Regions from separate parts of the Mus musculus genome. Here region 1 is linked to region 2. The links are chromatin loops, found by intact Hi-C in ENCODE. Cell type or tissue: gastrocnemius. All regions are shown on one strand.

Region 1 (2,500 bases), 170 kb after region 2:
GGAGATGTAAAGGAAACTGGCCTTAAAGCATCCCACGTAATTCATATCAGTTACCCAGTGGCTGCGACTTGCCAGCGGTCAACTCAGAGACCTGACTGTGACTCAGTCCCCTTCATGCAAGTCAGAAAATTCCCCTCCAGCAAAAACCCCAATGTCCCATCCCCTCGTGGATCCCTAGGTGACAGCAACGTACGGTCAGTGGCTTGTGGACTCTTGAGTACACCTGCAGGCTCCTCTGAAGCATAAAGAAATGGAAGAGGAGTTAGGATGGGTGTGGCTGGGTGGAGAATGGTTACATGAACAGGAGTCTGGATGGAGAGCTGGGGGACGGGCTCTGTGAATGTACAACAAAGGAAAGCACACACCCTGCCCCCCCCCAACTCCAACCAGGCAGCCCTCCGCACCTCTGTGACCTGAACCTCCATCCAATATACTCAAGAAACAACGCACAGGAGAAAACGTGCTTTTTCTTCATTATATACAGGTAGATTAGGAGGAATGGTGCAGAGAAAGAAACGTGAAAAGGGAAACGCTAAAGAGCCATTGTGGACAAGAGAATACCCTGGGCTCCAAACCCAAGCATGAAACTGACACTTGGGCCCAGCACACTGAGCCAAGGCCATTTAAGGCACAACATCTCCACCTAGTGGTTATTTCTAGTATTGCCACAGACAGCAACATATTATTTTCTCAACGTGAACCGCCTGGGTCTGGCTCCTACCACCAGCCACTTCAGGTGAAGATAAGAGACAAATGATAGCATATGCACAGGAGCATGTCCATGCACAGCCATTAAAATAAATGTAATAAGAATATTCTAACCGTTTTATATTCCCACAGATTCATGACAGTTGCTAGGAACTGCCAGAGGATATCCAACGAACAGTCACATGTAGCCGATAATGGCCTGTCATGCTCCAGTGTCACTCAAAATAAGTATGTGTACTCTCTTATAACTCTCAGGATGTGGCTTGGACATCTTGGATTTAATGTGTCCTAGGACAATTCTTCATCCATTGTGGCCCAGAGAACCCAGGTTGGACGGCTCTGGAAGGCTCACAGAAAGGAGTGTAAAGCACAAATATATGGTGGTCTAGAGGTAAAAGCAGGGATGGAGAACTGAAGCCAGAGACCTAAAGAGGGCAAGGTCCTGAGCTGGCCTTCTGATTTCTGCAGCCAGGTCTCGGCCCCCAAGGTTAGTGGCAAGAATCAGTGTGGCAGAGTGTGTATCTTGTGAAGATTTTCTTATCTACAGGAACTGAGCTGGGCCCTGGCATAGGAGAGTTCTCAGCCTGGAAGAGTGACATACACAGGCACAGCTGTGGTCCCCAGAGTCTACTTTAATCTCATCCCAAATGATGCTTTAGCGGGAGGAGCCTGTTATCTTGGACTAATGAAAGCAGAGTCAGAGATGGGACCCCTGTGTTCTTGCTAGAGACTGGCTTTTATCCTGGTAGCCAGTCAGTGATAGTTATCTACCAGTCCCACCGGCAAGCTAGCCACCTACTGGTGGTGGCTGGAACTGCACAGGCCTCCTTGTTCGTTTGTAGATTTAGGAGCCATAAGCAGATAGGACTGTGGGCATTGGCTCAGCCTTGCTGACGTCTTGGGCCAGTGCTTCCCAACTTGAGAACAGGTCACAGGTCTCCGATGTTGAGGTTCACCCCAGGTTCTCGCCCCTGTGTCTGCAGACAGCTCATAAAGTCAAGGGCGGGAGAGCAAAGAAGCCACCAACACAAAGCCGCTATTTAGTCCTGGTCGTCTTTCTGCCAAAACACAAGTGTTTCGCTGTGTTTTCCCTGAGCCTGGAGAGTTGGGTCCAAGGAAGCCCCAAGTCCCAAATGAACACGCCTAGCTTTTTACTGTGAGAGTGAAGCCCAGTTTCCTCACCTGGAAGAACTGGAAGGGACAGAACAGGCTGCCAGCCACAAGTCACAGCTCAGCAGGCGGTCCCTGGGGACACGCGTGTACCCTGGAGAAGCCAAGCCATTGCCTTCAGTCAGTCTTGCCAGCTCCCAAGGCTCGGCAGAGCCCCAAGCCCACGGCTTTGGCTGCCTGACACCCGCCTGGTCCAGGCAAGAGGGAAAAGGGGAGACTACTGGGAAATTCACTGTCATCCAAAATCCAAAGACAACTTTGGTTTTCCCAGTGCCGTTCTGGAGCACACTGTCCATAGGGGTGGCGGCGTCAAAGATGCCTGCAAGTATCACAGGTCCCGTGAGCTTACTGCCTTTCAAAAGAATAGCCACATCTAAGAGGGCATACTCCTTTAAAAATAATAATAATAATAATAACAACAAAGTCTTCCCTTCATACGTTGGTGCACAGGGTCCAAAGAGTACTTCAAACTTCAGGCTAGGCAAACTGCGGGCAGAAGTGCTTAAGAGGTTCGTGTTAGGTCTTGTCCTTACTGGGGACAAAAACAAGATCACAAAAACAAAACTCCAGGCTGAATCAAATCATCAGGGAGCTCAAGGCAGAAAGAAGCGGGTTTGATTGG
Region 2 (2,500 bases):
CAGGCCTATTGATGTTTATCAGCCCATGTTTATTATTCTTAACGCTGTTCAGGATGTTCCTCCCGGCTGGGGAGAGTAAAGCAAGCCAGTGGGAGAACGTGGGGCCGTGACCTTGAACCTTGGCTCTGCTGCCACCCAGGCTGTGTCAGAGCCCCCCACTGGCCCAGACGCCTCATCGGACAGATTAAAAAGTTAAGGCCAGAAAGGGGGAGGTGGTTTGCCCAAGGTTGTAAGTGAATTGGGTGTAGAGGGTTGGTTATACGTGGAACTGAGCCTGAATCAGTTAAATTCCTACCAGCACCTGATCATTGTGTACTTTCCCTTACAAGCCCCCGATACGTGCTTGGTACCTTGTCCTGCAGTTGTCAATGTTTGCTAGAGGAGTGAGTTCCGGAGGATGAAGAAGGAGTTGTCCAGGGGATGAAGGCTGAGATGCAGGCAGAAAGTTGGTAGGAAGGATGTCATGGGCAAGACAAAACAGAAGCAGTAAGAATCTGAACTGTAGTGAAAGTTTGGAGCTAGGAACCATCTGGAAAACAGCAAGAAGACAGGAAGAGACAGGAAATGTGTCTAAAACCCAAGAGTCTTGGTCTGGGGAAATGGTTTAGTCGGGGTGGGTAAGTGCTACTGCTGTAAACATGAGCCCCAAGTTTAGTCCCCAGAGGCTACATGATTTGCCAGGCTCTGGCTCTAAGGCAGAGACAAGAGGGTCCCTGTAGCGCCAGCCCAGCATGATGGCTGGACAGATCTTATGGATTAATGTCTTGAATCTGTAGGCTTGTCATGAGCAGAGGTCCTGTGACTCCGACTCAAGAGTCCTGTTCACCTTGTCACTGCTGCTGCTGACTGCATTCAAATAATTGTACTCTGCCTGACAGGCTGGGAGGAGCGGTTGGGACGCTGGTCTGACCTCTCAGTAGGCACTGTCCATCTCCAGGGTGTGGGCTCAGGAGTTTTGCTCTGTTTTCTGTTACTCTTGCAGAACGCATGAGAATGGATCATTTATAGAGGACAGAATCTCCTTCTGTCTGGAGGCAAGATAGTCCAAGTTTGAGGTGCAGGCATCCAGTGACGTTGTGTTCCAGGCTCAGTCCTTCCTGTACCAGGCACTGGGGGTGTATGATGTGGGGACATTGACAACTCTCCATCTGGCAGAAGAACAGTTCCACAGTAATATGTGTAATGACACTACCCCAGGACTTGACCCCCATCCTGAGTCTTAATGCTGTTTCAATGAGAATAAAGTGGCAACCTGAACACTCAACCTACAGCATGGTCTGAGGCAAAGGTGTGTTGAGAACCTCTTGATGAAGACTGTTCAAGGGAGTGAAGTCCATATGGGGCCTATGGAAAATAGGACTAAGGCCTCCACCCCAAGACCCAAGAGCCAGCCTGAACATTCTCTGCCCTATTTACTGGAGATCCACAGGGGTGAGGAGTTCCACTCCCCAAGTCCACGTGGTGGCGCTCCACCCCAGTTCATAGGGCCCCTCCTCTGCCCCCCATCTGTTCTCAGCCATCACCATCCTGAGCCTTCCTAGGGTGTGGACCACTTCCTGAAAGTCTTCCTCAAGGGGATCCCATTTGGTTCTGAGAATTTGGGTGGCAAAGCTTGTAGGTCCAGCACAATGCAGTGACTTCCGCTCCAAGTCAGGCTCAAGTTAATTCTAAACCCTGAGATTCTGCAACCTAGAGCTAGCTGTCCTCCCTGGACTTGGGGTCGTTTGCTCCCTGCCAAGAACAAGGCAGAGCATCACCCACAAAGAGAGGTGACAAATCTGTCGGGCAATGGGAAGAGGCGCCATGGGGAGGGGGGAGGGGGGCAGCATCAGCTGAATGAGAAAAAGTCTGTGGGACACTGACAAGAGAGACAAGGGTAAAGTAACAGCCAGAGAGGGAGGGATCACTAGTGAGTGCTGGACTAGGCCCTAGGAATCTAAAATCCTGGGTCTACCTTGTCCCCCAGCCCTGAGGATTGTGGATTTAGGGCCTTGTCTCTGAAGATCTCAGCTTTGTGAAGACGTTGACTCAAAGAGGTCTCAGGAGGCTTTGCAAATCTGTCTCAATGCTGAGTTCCTGTGATTACAGAGTATAAGAAAACCCAGCAGGAACGTGCACTTATGGCTCCCATACCCCCAAACCAGGACCTTAGGAACTCATGTCACCCGGTGCTCCTACCCTCACCTGGGGCCTGAAATGCTCAGGGTGGTGGGGCATAGAAAAAGCACTCCAAAGAGACAAGGCGGTGAAGATTACACATCATCCCATTCATGGAGTGTCTCTTAGTCATCCATATTTAAGGCCCTTGGCTTTGGAGGCCAAAAAGGAGGCCACGAAAGTAGGGCAGAGTTCAGAGCAGAGAAGCGGTCTCAGCACACATCCCTGCGTGTGCCAAGGGCTGTCACCAAGGCAAGACTGATTCATGGCTCCATTCATTCCTCTGGCCATTCACCCCTCACTTCTTCAACTCTTCCCATCCCTTCAATAGGTCAGCATCTGG

What was found. A loop is a pair of places that touch in the nucleus more often than their neighbours do. Peaks named below come from ENCODE experiments on the same cell type or tissue, not always from the same donor. Only the 100,000 strongest peaks of a DNase experiment are listed, where the experiment ranks them.
Region 1: a loop joins it to region 2, with 3 times the contacts of the local background. A loop is called at or near these places in 6 of 42 quality-filtered maps.

What each region holds. Positions count from the first base shown.
Region 1 is chr6:84,094,212-84,096,711 of GRCm38, reverse strand. All of the region lies in intron 17 of Dysf (dysferlin), which reads right to left. Among named protein-coding and RNA genes, the nearest start is that of Dysf, 76 kb to the right of the region's middle. In gastrocnemius, CTCF peaks have their summits at 646 (motif pointing left) and 1,511; DNase peaks (open chromatin) are centred at 631, 1,514 and 1,968.
Region 2 is chr6:84,268,184-84,270,683 of GRCm38, reverse strand. No RefSeq gene overlaps it. Among named protein-coding and RNA genes, the nearest start is that of Gm10445, 150 kb to the left of the region's middle. In gastrocnemius, a CTCF peak has its summit at 1,459 (motif pointing right); no DNase peak of the experiment used is centred here; H3K27ac peaks cover 1,446 bases.